2 separate regions of the Homo sapiens genome follow, and region 2 is linked to region 1. Evidence: chromatin contacts called from ENCODE Hi-C or POLR2A ChIA-PET data. All regions are on one chromosome and are shown on one strand. The core of a region is the stretch at or near the end of the contact, and the rest is flanking DNA. Distances in the headings are between cores, read along the strand shown.

Region 1 (7,073 bases), core at 2,144-4,643:
TTCACTATGTTGCCCAGGCTGGTCATGAACCCCAGGGCTCAAGCGATCCACCTGCCTTGGCCTCCCAAAGTGCTGGGATCACAGGTGTGAGCCACAGCACCCAGTCTAAATTTTTATTTTTTATGAACCTTTATTTTGTATGGGTTTTTCAATGAAGAAATACTCTACTTTAGCCTGTGTCTTCTAACTCAGGAGGCTGGGGCGGGGTAGTGATCAGTGACAGGACAGCAGGAGGCCTCCAGCCCAGGCCAGGTGAGAGGCAGGGGACCCTGGCATCCTAGCCAAGGACCTGGCTCCTTCCTTTCCCTCCCATCTCTGACCCCTGCTGCCCACCTCCTCCAGAAGGGCAGGATGATTTCTCTGGAAGAACTGGATAAAGGATATCTAAACCAACAGACAAATGGCGCAGCTGTGCCTCTTGGCCTGGGACTCCCATGCAAAGATAGTGAATTGAAAAACACATCAATAAGCATGCCCTTGAGGTGACTACGCAGCCTGGACCAGACGTGTCATCACCCACAGATCCCTGTAATCTAAGCGAGACACACAGACAGGAAAATACACTTGATCTTAGCCAAAAGGCCGAGAAGCGATACACAGACAGGAAAATAAACACACCAAGGCTGTTTTCCTCAGACCACTTGTTTTCTTCTTTTCTAAATCCATCAGCCTTCCTCCCTCTCTCTCTCTCTCCTCCTCTCTCTCTCTCTTCCTTTCTCCTTTCCTCAATCCTGTTTTCTCAGGCAGTGACTTAGATGCAGTGGGGTGGGAGGTAAGGAACACATTTTAGGGGAGGCACTAAAGTTGAGTGAAACCTGGACACTAAAATGGGACATTTTTTAGGGACCCTTGGAAAGGTATTGCCTCCTGAGTCCGTCCCTGTGGTTTTTTAGCTAAATTGAGGCCCGGGGGGCGGGGTGGGGGAAGGGGCTAGCTGAGTCACTGTTGGTGCCTTCTTCAGAATCACACCCTCCCAGTCTCAATTCATGCCTCGTAGGGAGACACTGGAGACACGGAAATCTGGAGGGTGGGGGCAGACAAAGAAAGGGAAAAGTGTCTGCAGGGTTGAGAGAGAGAGAGAGAGATGAGAACAAAGATAACAGTTCAGAGTAAAAGAAGAAGACGTCGGAGGGCGAGGGGGTGAGGCAGGGGAGGGATGAGCCATGGAATCGAATCATAAATCCAATCACTGCTGCCGCTACCCATAGGCTTTTCTCTTTTCAAACAACTGTTTTTGATTGACTTAAAATTCATGCAACGTAAAGAACGATTTAAAATGAATGATTCAGTGGCATTTAGTACATTCACAATGTTGTACAACTATCACCTCTATCTAGTTCCAAAACATTCTCACCAAACCCAGAAGAAAGGCTGGACCTCATAGACAGCTGCTCCCCCTTCTCCCCTTCGCCAGTCCCCAGCTGCTCATCTACTTTCTGTCACCATGGATGTATCTCTTCTGGATATTTCGTATAAGGGAAGTCACACAGCACGTGGCTTTTGGTGACTGGCTTCTTTCACTGTGAATCCAGATCTTGGCACGGCTCCGTGCTTCATTCCTTGGGTAATGGGAGGGATAGTCCACATTGGTTTATTCATTCATCCATTGATGGACACCACAGTCTTTTAATAAGTGAAAAGTGTGGAGCCGAGTGCGGTGGCTCACACCTGAAATCCCAGCACTTCCGGAGGCTCAGGCAGGCAGATCACTTGAGGCCAGGAGTTCGAGACCAGCCTGGCCAACATGGTGAAACCCCGTCTCTACTAAAAATACAAAAATTAGCTGGGCATAGTGGCACATATCTGTAATCTCAGCTACTCGGGAGGCTGAGGCATGAGAATCACTTGAACCCAGGAGGGAGAGGTTGCAGTGAGCCTAGATCATGCCACTGAACTCCAGCCTGGGTTAAGACTCTGTCTCAAAAAATACATAAATAAATAAATAAATAAAATTTTAAAAATTAAAAGTATGGGAACTAGACAATATGGACCTTTTTATTGTGACTTTTCTGACAACAATGGAGATGGGGTGGAGGGAGAAGGGTGTGTGTGCAGGAAGGGGAGTGCGTGGCCGAGGAAGGAGCCTGGCAGGGGCCCAGACAACCTTCACCTTCTTCCTCATTTTGCCAAGGCTGGGGCCTCCAAGAACCCCTAGGCCCTCAGGGACAGGGATGTGCAGGTGAGACCCTGGGTCCCTTTTGCTCCCAAAGAATAGAGTCTTTGCAGCAGAGTTCACATCTTCTGTGCAGCTTACCTGAAGGGACAGCTTTGGCTGTCCCCTGAGGTGTTGTGGGGTGGACGAGAAACCCCAGGCATCTCGCCCACCTCCAAGGTGACCCTGGGCATCACTGGGGAATGCTGCGTGCTGTTTGGAACATGTCTGCCATTTTCCTGGGCACCTGCCCATGACAGTGCATCCAGGCTCACTGTAACCTGTGAGGTGGGCAGGATGGCGACCCTAGGTGGGTAAAGGACCTGAGAGGTAGAAACTTGCCCAAGGCCACCGAGCCCCAGTGACCCAACTCCCCCCAACACACATCCCTGCCCTCAAGGCAGGATTCCCGACAGCTTTGCCCCTCTGCTCCCTACGTTGTCACCTCCTCCCCAAACAAATCTCTGCTTACAAAATCCAACTGGCTACTCTCTCAGGAGAACCTCCCTGGGGATTCTTAAAGCCCCAGCTTTTGCTCCTAGTCTGTCTAGCAGGTCTGTAGGTTTCCCACGATCTGGGGCTGTTTCTTGCTGCAAGGAGGTGATGACCAATCCGCCTTCCTCCACCTGCCACCATCCTTCCCATTCCTTCTAACTTTCTTACTCAAGGCAGTACAGTTTGGTAATGATAACTCAGGTTCTAGAAAGCTCCTTGGGCAAGGGAGGGGGACCAGTCAACATCCCTTGCCAGTTTTGGATTATTAATAACATGTTTATTTCAGCCCTCAGGATGAGCCACTCACAGGGGCTTCACAGAGAGGATCTCTGTAATGCTCACAACCACCCCGTGAGAAGGAATGATGAGGAAACTGAAGCTCAGAGACGTTCAGAAACCTTTTTAGGGTCACACAGCTAGTAAGCAGAGAGCAAGGCTTGAATTCTGATATTTTGATGCTAAAACCCATCTCTATGCTACTGTATCAAACGGGTGCCTTCCCAACAGAGCAACCCCTTTGGGAAAGGGGAGCTGACGTTCATTACCCAGGCCCTGCTGGAGTCAAGAGTCCAGGGGCTCAGGGGAAGCCCGAGTCGGGCTGGTCTCCTACACCGCGGGCGCATCAAGCTGGGGACCTGGACCGAGCTTCCAGTCTAAATCCGACGGCCGTGGAGCGGCCCCGGCGGGTGTCTCAGGCTGCGCTGCGGCCCTCGCTAGGGGGCAGCCAAGGAAGGTCCCGGGCTCCGCCGCCGCGCACCAGGCGCCCGCGGTGACTCAGCAGAATCGCCCCCTGGCCCGCGGTTCTGGTCTGGGGAAAGCGTGGTCCTCCTTATCCCTTCAGTTAAAAACTCAGACTGGAATCAAGGACAGGGAAGGCTGCACAGCCTTGTGAATATACCGGAAACATTTTAAAAGAGTGACTTTTATGGCATATGAATTATATCTCAATAAAGCTATCGTTAAAAACAAACAAAAATCCCCTAAATGGATCTCTTGCAGGTAACTGAAGACCAAGCAGAGATAAACCTAGAATCCAAAAATAACCTTAACATGCGCTTTGTTCTCCAAGGTAATTTTTGGCTTCTGCACCCTGTCTTTCCTTTGCTCTGGTCTCCTGTTCTGCACCACCAGGAATTTTCCAGCACATTTAGGCGGAAAGCAGGATTTCTCATGATAGGAACCATGTTTGAAGCATTTCCAGTTATTACCTCATTTAATTCACACAACAAACTATTATGCTGACATAATACAGCTGGGGAAACTGAGGAACAGACAGGTTGAGTAAGTTGCCCAAGGTCACACAGGAAGTATGTAATGGAGCCAGGCTTCAAAACCCAGACATCCTGGCACCAGCAGCAGACCTGTCAGGCCAAGTGATAGCCGAGATTAAATCAAGCAGTGACTGGTAACAGCTAAGGAATATAAGGGCTGGCCCAACAGAACTAAAGCTCTTGTTTCCTGGGAGAACTTTCTCCTTATTCACAGTTTGTTCTTGAATGCTTATGGTCCAGCTGTTTTGCTTTAAGGTATAAAGATAAATGTTAGGGCAGGCATCCTAGTCCTGGGCCTAGGTGAAGGCTGGAGCCCACAGTCTCTCGGAAATCCCTCTACTCCAGGAGCGGGGAGCGAGTGCAACTAAAGGAAAAGAGCCCAGGAGGGCTGGGTGCGGTGGCTCATACCTTAATCCCAGTATTTTGGAAGGCCAAGGTGGGCAGATCACTTGAGGCCAGGAGTTCGAGACCAGCCTGGCTAACATTGAGAAACCCTGTCTCTACCAAAAGTACAAAAATTAGCCAGGTGTGGTGGCAGGCACCTGTAATCCCAGCTACTCAGGAGGCAGAGGCAGGAGAATGCTTGAACCTGGGAGGCAGAGGTTGCAGTGAGCCGAGATCACACCACTGCACTCCAGCCTGGGTGACAGAGTAAGACTCTGTCTCAAAATAAATAAATAAAAAATAACAACAACAAAAAAACCTAGTCATTAAATGGTTAACTATGGTTAGCCCTAGGGAATGGGAGTGGGGAAGGGTGGGATCCATTTTTTTCGCTTATTCCATGCTATTTTGATTTATTTCAATGAGTATAGATAATTTGAAATTTAAAAGAAAAATAAACAGTATTTTTTAGAAGTGGGGTGATTTTGAGAGAAATGTGGAGGGGTTAAGGGGAAAGACGAGGACAAAGGAAATGGAAAGTTGGAGCTTAGATGAGAACCTCTGTCTAAGGTAACTGGAGGTCATCAAGTCAAACATACTATAGATGAATCAACAGCAAGGCCAGGCGCGGTGGCTCACACCTGTAATCCCAGCACACTGGGAGGCCGAGGTGGGTGAATCATCTGAGGTCAGGAGTTCGAGACCAGCCTGACCAACATGGTGAAACCCTGTCTCTACTAAAAACACAAAAATTAGCTGGGTGTGGTGGTGGGCACCTGTAATCCCAGCTACTGGGGAGGCTGAGGCAGGAGAATTGCTTAAACCCGGGAGGTGGTGGTTGCATGCAGTGAGCCGAGATCATGCCACTGCACTCCAGCCTGGGTGACAGAGTAAGACTGCCTGAGGAAAAAAAAAAAAAAAAAGAAAAAGAAAGAGATGAGGAGGCTTAATAAACACCCTTGTGACGCTGGATCTTGGTGTCTCAGATGCTAAACATACTCTTCTGTGGCAGCTGGTCCCCAACTTTGAGCTTCTAAGAAGGAGCTGTGTCTCCTTTTGTGTCCCCTCCTCTCTCCTGCCCACCACAAGTGGCGCCCAGCACACAGGCAGCCACTGGGAGGTGCTCAGTAAGACTGGCCCTTGAAGAGCTCTGAAGTGTGAGCTCTGGTCACATTGCATCACACCACAGAATGTTCTGGAACCAAATTGAACTACTACTAATGAAAGACCCAGATTTCAAGCAGAACTGCCAAATTAAAGAGAGAAGATAAGGAGCATACAGAAAGGAAAGACTCATGCTGGCAAGAAGAAACTTAAATAATTCCGGGCCTCAATCCAAAGAGAATAATCAACGATTGTATGAGGGCATAGATGAAGGCTGCTTTTTGGGAGGAGGTGGTGCCACTGTGTGCACACGGATGGTTGCTGCTGATGTCAGTTGGCTAATGCCCACTGTCATGAGAAAATTCCCAGATTGTGTCTGAGAGGACAATTTTGGTTTTGACCTAAGGTTTCTGGGTTTGTTGTGTTGTTTGTTTGTTTTAACTAAAAGCTTCTCTCCTCCATTGTAACTACTGGAATAGCCAATAGTGCTTGTAAATCTGTCATGCTTGGATGGCCTTTGTTTTTAGAACTACTATAGATCTAAAAACTACCCCATTTTTGACATATATATATATATATATATATATTTTTTTTTTTTTTTTTTAAGACAGAGTCCCCCTCGGTCGCCCAGGCTGGAGTGTGGTGGTGCCATCTCGGCTCACTGCAACCTCTACCTCTCGGGTTCAAGCAATTCTCCTGCCTCAGCCTCCCAAGTAGCTGGGACTACAGGCACCCACCACGCCTGGCTAATTTTTGAACTTTTAGTAGAGACAAGGTTTCACCATGTTGGCCAGGTTGATCTCGAACTCCTGACCTCAAGTGATCCACTCACCTCAGCCTCCCAAAGTGGTGGTATTACAGGTGTGAGCCACCGTGCCTGGCCCAATACTGTTTTTGATCAGGCAACAGCCTTCAGTGAGGATGACAGTGGTTGTGTGAGACAAACTGATGGTGCTCCTGTCCCTCCCTGTGTCCACGAATGCCCCTGGTCACCACTTTAATCTGCCTGAAATGAATCCCCTGAACCCAGAGCCCCAAGTGGATGAGAAGCAGTTTCCTCTGATGTCAGAATCAAGAAAACCAGAGCAAAAAAAACTGTCTTTCTTGGGCAAACCACTCTTATTCTTTAAAGGAGTAGTAGGGGCTGGAGAGAATGTATTTTATAAAAGTGATTTATGGTCCTTATTTAAAAGTCAAATACAAAATTATAAAAGAGAAAAGCAAAGGAACCACTCTAACATCTTAGGGCACAACCTTGCAGACCCCTCTCCTATGCACACATGTAATTTTCCCTACATGGCACCATATTACACCAGTTGTTCTGCAGCCTACTTTATTCCCTTAACAATATGCTGGTATTAACAAGCTTTGTCTTTTTTTCTTTTTTTTTGAGATTGCGTCTCCCTCTGTTGCCTCGGTTTGAGTACAGTGGTGCGATCTCGGCTCACTGCAACCTTCACCTCCTGGGTTCTAGTGATTCTCCTGCCTCAGCCTCCTGAGTAGCTGGGATTACAGGTGTGCACCACCACGCCCAGCTAATTTTTGTATTTTTAGTAGGGATGGGGTTTCACCATGTTGGCCAGGCTGGTCTCGAACTCCTGATCTCAAGTGATCCGCCTGCCTTGGCCTCCCAAAGTGCTAGGATTACAGGTGTGAGCCACCATGTC
Region 2 (7,073 bases), core at 1,504-4,003, 320 kb before region 1:
ATGATATAAAAGTTGTGTATTTAAATTCAGGAAAATGTTTTGTGGACTATTTCTACTAAAGAATGTATTAAATTAAAATATTTAAAAACATGAAGCAGTGATCTGTTAACTAGACAGGTCAGTTATCTGAGCTGTGTAAATCACTGTCTGGCACAACAGTTGAATCACCTTGACACTGAGCTCAGGAGCAGCCCATTTAAGAAGCATCTTGTAAATAACAAAGTGACACCTTCGAGATTACAGTTGTAACTATGCAGGTCATTCATAGAGTAGCTTTGGGCTCTCTTCTAAAGGAGGACCCATTACATGAAGATAGACCTTTCATGTCTTGTTGCCGATGTCTCTTGTGATCCAGAAATGCCAGGATGGTTGTTTCAAATGCATTGGGTATGAATTGCACCTTGAATTTGCCCTTCCCTTTTTGGGTTAAACCTTTTCACATAGCTGCTGCTGCTCCTCAGCAGTCCATCCCCTGGACAGAGATGGCCTCTCAGGACCTGGAGCAGAGCTGTAGGAAGCTGCCCTCTCTTATGGTAGATGTGGCCCATCACAATATACCTGCTGCCTGGACAAAATAACCAGAACATTAATTCATAGCGTCTTTTAAATGCCATGAAACAGAAAATATAAGGCCTTTAAGAAATACCTAAGCTGCAATCTACTATCTTGCTGCACAAGTTGAAACTGATATTTAGTCTACAGGCAAGGTGGAAACAGTCTAGCGACCTTTAGAAGATAACCAACCCAACCAGGCCAGTGCAGTGGCTCACGCCTTTAATCCTAGCACTTTGGGAGGCCGAGGCGGGCAGATTACTTGAGGTCAGGAGTTTGAGACCAGCCTAGCCAACATGGTGAAACCCCATCTGTACTAAAAATACAAAAAGTAGCACGGGGTGTGGGGAAGGGAAAGCAATACGTAACCAGCCCACATTACAGAACAAAGGTCCTTATCACATTGTATCAGGATTTCCCAGAGCACATGCCTAGAAAGATGTGGGAGTGGGGCTGGGCGCAGTGGCTCAGCCTGTAATCCCAGCTACTTGGGAGGCTGAGGGCAGGAGAATGGCTTGAACCTGGGGGACGGAGGTTGCAGTGAGCTGAGATGGCGCCATTGCACTCCAGCCTGGGCAACAGAGCGAGACTCTGTCTAAAAAAAAAAAAAAAAAAAAAAAAAAGATGTGGGAGTGGGTATTCCCCGCTACCAACCCTCCACACACTCCCCCAAAAAAGCAGCTTTTCTAAACTCAGTTCTGTACAGTCCCTTCTGGCAATGGTGTTTGGTGGTCGCTCACTCCATTTGTCAACATCTATTTATTGACAGCCCGCTTTGTGCCAACAGCTGCCGTTCTCACCCGTGGGGGTGGGGCTGACGGTGCTTAAATCACAGTGGCGGAAATAATACCTGTCGTCTAAATCCTAATCATGTTACAATACTGTCCCCCATCCGTCCCAAAAAAAGACTGGACGACCCACAGCCCGGGCTGTGGCACCCACGTTACAAACGGTGGTATAAAGTACATATGCAGCGTCATTCAGCTCAGTTTCAATACCAGGTTTAAACTCTGGACACGGTTTATTGCAGCTGGAGGAGTCCAGGACTAACATGTGGACTCGGAAGAAGAAGACGTCGGGGGTGAGTGAGGTACAGGCGGTTCATCTTGTACAGCCCGTCCCGATCCACCAGCAGGGTCACCAGCCAGATGCCCGCGCCCAGCACGTCCACGTCATGCACTATCCCGTTCATCGCTGCTTCCAAAAAACAGTTTGGGAACCCCAGTTCCTCTCCCAGTCCCTGGGCGTTGGTTTTTAGCAACAGCGAAACGGCCCGCATGGGTCGGGCGCCCTGGGATCTCGCGTGCAGGATTCTCCGGGACTCGGAAAGGCTCGCGGGGCGGCGGCGCGGCGGCCGGGCTCACCGATTTCGCGCTTGCAGAACGCCTCTCGCCCGTCCATGCCCGCCCGGCAAGCGCAAGCGCAGAGCTCGGCGCCGGGCTCCGCGTCCCTGCGCGGCTGACTGAGGCCGAATCTGAAGCTGAGGCGCGGCGGCGGCGCGGGCGGCGAGCCGGGGGCCGGCACAACGGCGCGCGGCCGGTTGGGGTGGGCAGGGCCGGCGGGGCCCTCGGCGGCGCGCGCGCGCGGCCGGGCGGCGGGGAAGCGTAGGGCCCGTGAGCGCGCGCGTCTCGGGGCTTCCTCCGTCGCGGGCCCGCGGCGCGGCGACGCGCGGTTCTCGGCTTGCGCCAGGCGCGGGCCTGTGGGAGCGTGTGCGGCCTCACGGAAGGTGGCCCGGTTGTCGGCCGGCGGCTGAGGCCTGGGCGCCCCCTCCCCAGATCCCCGCTCCGCTCCCAGGGCTCCGCACTACACCGATCTTACTTTTTCTCTCCACCGGAGCTTCGGGGGATGATCCGACGATTAAACAGAGGAGCCAGAAAGCTCTAGCTGTCATTTTTGCAGACAGGGTTCCCAGGCTCTAAAAGTGAGCCTGGGCTTTTGCTTGCTTTCTCTCCTCTAACCCCTTCTCCACACCCGCGTCCCCGTTCATGCTAATGAGGGGCAGCCTTTGGGGAAACGGGAATCACTCGCTGAGCAGACCATTGGAACAAAACCGAGCCGCAGGGATTTCTCCCTCTTCCTTCCTAAGGGGGACGAGCACATGGCCTCGCAAAGTTGTCCCCGAGAATGTCTGTCCTGTGATCTGCGGGCGAGGATAGCATCACAGCCTAAACTTTAAACTCGTGTGCGTTTGCGCGCTGCGGTGGGGGCAGCAGAGGGTGGGGTGACAAGTGCGGAGAATAAGGGTGTTTCGGGACTGAGGGACTGAGTGGGGGAGAAAGAGTGATGGCCGCTTTTTTCTAGATTAGGTCAACAACAAATAGGAAAATAGTGCTTAAGACAGCGTGGGTTTGTGGAAGGGAGGAGATTCCAGATGACAGAGAATGTATCCTGGAATGTGTATGTTAGGCAATTTCTAGAGACACCAAGTCACTGCTTCCTAAGTTTAGTAAAACTGTTTCATTATATATGACAGCTCACTGTAACCTCTGCCTCCCGGGTTCAAGCGATTCTCGTGCCTCAGCCTCCCAAGTAGCTGGGATTACAGGCATACGCCACCATGCCAGGCTAATTTTTGTATATTTAGCAGAGACGGGGTTTCACCGTGTTGGCCAGGCTGGTCTCAAACGCCCGACCTCAAGCCATCCACCCGCCTTGGCCTTCCAAAGTGCTGGAATTACAGGCATCAGCCACGACGGCCGGCACAGAGGTCTAATTATTAATCAGAAGGTTGCCTGTTGAGGCCGGGCATGGTGGCTCGTGCTTGTAATCCCAGGACTTTGGGAGCCTGAGACAGGAGGATCTCTTGAGCTCAGGAGTTCAAGACCAGCCTGAGCAACATGGAGAGACCCTGTCTCTACAAAAAATACAAAAATTAGCCGGGCATGGTAGCTCACGCCTTGGTCCCAGCCACATGGGAAGCTGAGGTGGGAGGATCGCTTGAGCCTAGGAGGTGGAGGTTGCAGTGAGCCGAGATCGTGCCACTGCACTCCAGCCTGGGTGACGGAGACCCTGTCTCAAAACCGAAAAAAAAAGAAAGAAGAAGAAGAAGGAAGAGGAGGAGGAAGAGGAGGAGGAGAGGAAGAGGAAGAAGAGTAGGAAGAGGAGGAGGAGGAAGGAGGAGGAGAAGGAAGAGAAAAGAAGAAGGAGAAGAAGGAGAAGGAGGAGAAGAAGAAGAAGAAGAGGAGAAAAAAAGAAGAAGAGGAAGAAGAAGAAGAAGAAGAAGAAGAAGAAGAAGAAGAAGAAGAAGAAGAAGAAGAAGAAGAAGAAGAAAGGAAATTTGTCCGTTGAGCATTAAATCAAAGAAGAGAAATTTGCCAAATTGCAGCTGAAGGAGGTGGGTTAATCTACCCTCATTCAGGTGTTGGAGGAATGAATTATCTTCTCCCTCCAAAAGAGCAAACCTCTACAGCCACTGCAAAGCTTGGGTACACCAGAGTCAGGTTCTCCAGACTAGACAGGCCCAGATAAACACTAGTCATATAAACACTAGTAAGTTCATGCCCTCGGGGCCCTGTTCATAGATGTCCTCAGATCCCCTTCTTTCACGTGCTCTTTATTTAAGTCAAGTGGAATAAAATTCACTAGGCTTAAGATTTCTCAGTTACAACCACATCTCTGACATACATTCAAATCACCCACATCCTGCTGGGGGTGTTCCCAAAACTCTTCTGTTGCAGGAATGTTGTGAATGCCCTGAAACCCACACCCTGAAATGTAGAGACAGAGAGCAAGCTGGATGGTTCCCAGGGGCTCCCAGAGCCTCCTGGGGTGGCAACAGCTGGAAGAACTCACCAGAGTCCAGTGCTGGGTCTTGGGCAGTGTCTGGCTTGCAGCCTTAGAAATCACACTAATGGTGGAAGGTACAAAGAGTTCAAAGAGACTGATCTATGTAGCCAGAATGCCAGTTTATTAATTTACAGTGAGAAATCAACTCAGAAATGCAACTCACGTCAGCCTGGGTAGCATTCTCTTTCTATAAACAAGCCACACAGGAAGCCAAGTTATCATCAGGTTGCTTGGTAATATAAACCAGAGCCCAGGGAGTTTGTCACCTGATTGGAATGTTTAACAGTATTGGTTTCTCACAGCCTAATGTGTTCATCTTTACAATAGGTGTGTATACCTGTCGGGAGGAAGAACCCAAGAGACCAACTGGCAACTTCCTTGATAATTTCTGGTATTTTGAGTGTATGTTTCTGCTTAGCAAATATTTATTGAGCATCTACTGTGTGTTGTATAATAAAGAATTTGTAGGCCAGGCTCAGTGGCTCACACATGTAATTCCAGCACTTTGGGAGACTGAGGGAAGCGGATCACTTGAGCTCAAGAATTCAAGACCAGCCTGGTCTCTACAAAAAAAAAAAAAAAAAGTCAGCTGAGGTGGTAATTCTAGAGAATTTGAATTATCCAGAATGACTCACAGAACTCAGGATAGCATTTTACTTACAATGAATTGTATTATTATTTTGTCGGTTCATTATTTTATGTTTATTTTATCTTATTTTAATAGAGATGGTGGGAGCCAGATGCAGTGGCCCACACCAGTAATCCCAGCACTTTGGGAGGCTGAGGCGGGCAGATCACTTGAGGTCAGGAGTCCAAGACCAGCCTGGCCAACCTGGTGAAACCCTGTCTCTCTCTCTTTTTTTTTTTTTTTTTTTTGAGACAGAGTCTCACTCTTGTTGCCCAGTCTGGAGTGCAGTGGCACAATCTCGGCTCACTGCAACCTCCACCTCCCAGGTTCAAGCGATTCTCCTGCCTCAGCCTCCCAGGTAGCTGGGATTACAGGCATGTGCCACCACGACCTGCTAATACTGTATTTTTGGCAGAGACGGGGTTTCTCCATGTTGGTCAGGCTGGTCTCAAACTCCCGACCTTAGGTGATCTGCCCGGCTCAGCCTCTCAAAGTGCTGGGATTACAGGCATGAGCCACCGTGCTCAGCCTTTTTTTTTTTTTTTTTTTTTTGAGACAGAGTCTGGCTTTGTCACCCAGGCTGGAGTGCAGTGGTGTGATCTCAGCTCACTGCAACCTCCACCTCCTGGGTTCAATCGATTCTCCTGTCTCAGCCTCTCAAGTAGCTGGGATTATAGGCACACACCACCATGCCTGGCTAATTTTTGTATTTTTAGTAGAGACGGGGTTTCACCATGTTGGGCAGACTGGTCTCAAACTCCTGGGCCAAGTAATCTGCCCACCTCAGCCTCCCAAAGTTCTGGGATTACAGGCGTGAGCCACTGCACCGGGCTCCATTTTATCTTCTGTCTCTACAATTATTTATTTGTTTGTTTGTTTGTTTATTGAGACAGGGTCTCACTGTTGCTTAGGCTGGAGTGCAGTGGCAAAACTCTATCAAGGCTCACTGTGGCCTTGACCTCGCGGGACTCAGGTGATCCTCCCTCCTTCGCCTCCAGAGTAGCTGGGACTACAGGTACCCACCACCAAACCCAGCTAACTTTTATATTTTCTGTAGAGATGGGGTTTCACCATGTTGGCCAGGCTGGTCTCCAACTCCTGGGCTCAAGCTAACTAACCTCCTTGGCCTCACAAAGTGCTTGGATGACAGGCATAAACTACCACACCCGGATTTCCTTGTTACTCTAGGAGACATTCTGGAACTTGTACATCAGCTGCTGATTTCATTTTCAGTGCCATCAATTCTGCTTTTTGCTCTGTCCAATGAGGATCTTCCTTCCTTTCTTTTTTCTTTTCTTTTCTTTTTTTTTTTTTTCCAAGACCGAGTTTTGCTCTTGTTGCCCAGGCTGGAGTGCAATGGCTTGATCTCGGCTCACCGCAACCTCCGCCTCCCGGTTCAAGTGATTCTCCTGCCTCAGCCTCCCAAGTAGCTGGGATTACAAGTTACGGGAATTCTCACAAAAGTACAAGGAGAAATAGTCCTTATGAAGAAGGAAATTATAAAAAGGGAATAGACTGAAATGAACAAACAACAGGATGAACAAAAAAGGAAGCTGACTAATAATTCCTGAGCTTTTAAATCCTTACTGGGGCCAGGCGCAGTGGCTCACGCCCTTAATCCCAGGACTTTGGGAAGCTGAAGCGAGCAGATAGCTTGAGCCCAGGAGTTTGAAACCAGCCTAAGCAACATGGCAAAATCCCATCTCTATTAATTAAAAAAGAAGAAGAAGAAGAAGAAGAAGAGGGGAAGGGAGAAAGGAAGGAAGATCGGCCGGGCGCAGTGGCTCACGCCTATAATGCCAGGACTTTGGGAGGCCAAGGCAGGTGGATCACCTGAGGTCAGGAGTTTGAGAGGCCCGGTGCAGTGGCTCATGCCTGTAATGCTAGCACTTTGGGAGGCCAAGGTGGGTGGATCACTTGAGGCCAGGAGTTCAAGACCAGCCTGTGCAATATGATGAAACCCCGTCTCTACTGAAAATATAAAAATTAACCAGGTATGATGGTGCTCGCCTGTAGTCCCAGCTGCTCAGGAGGCTGAGACAGGAGAATTGCTTAAACTCGGGAGACGGAGTTTACAGTGAGCTCAGGTGGCATCACTGCACTCCAG

Evidence for each region. A loop is a pair of places that touch in the nucleus more often than their neighbours do. ChIA-PET counts read pairs that join two places held with the same protein, here RNA polymerase II (POLR2A). Pooled maps may share reads with other maps.
Region 2: a pooled map shows a loop between it and region 1 (6-fold over the local background). The contact joins two enhancer-like sites. A Hi-C loop is called at or near these places in 5 of 50 pooled maps. POLR2A ChIA-PET finds 5 or more read pairs at or near these places in 2 of 52 experiments (HEK293 and PC-9).

The regions. Positions count from the first base shown.
Region 1 is chr17:45,945,536-45,952,608 of GRCh38, reverse strand. The region is part of intron 1 of MAPT (microtubule associated protein tau); the gene reads right to left. Among named protein-coding and RNA genes, the nearest start is that of STH, 50 kb to the left of the region's middle. Within about 2 kb of position 3,393, at least 8 of the 41 ENCODE cell types and tissues checked have a DNase peak (open chromatin) inside an H3K27ac peak, as active enhancers do.
Region 2 is chr17:46,261,996-46,269,068 of GRCh38, reverse strand. It overlaps a transcript of LRRC37A not described here and the pseudogene LOC100132570. Among named protein-coding and RNA genes, the nearest start is that of LRRC37A, 30 kb to the left of the region's middle. Within about 2 kb of position 2,753, at least 33 of the 41 ENCODE cell types and tissues checked have a DNase peak (open chromatin) inside an H3K27ac peak, as active enhancers do.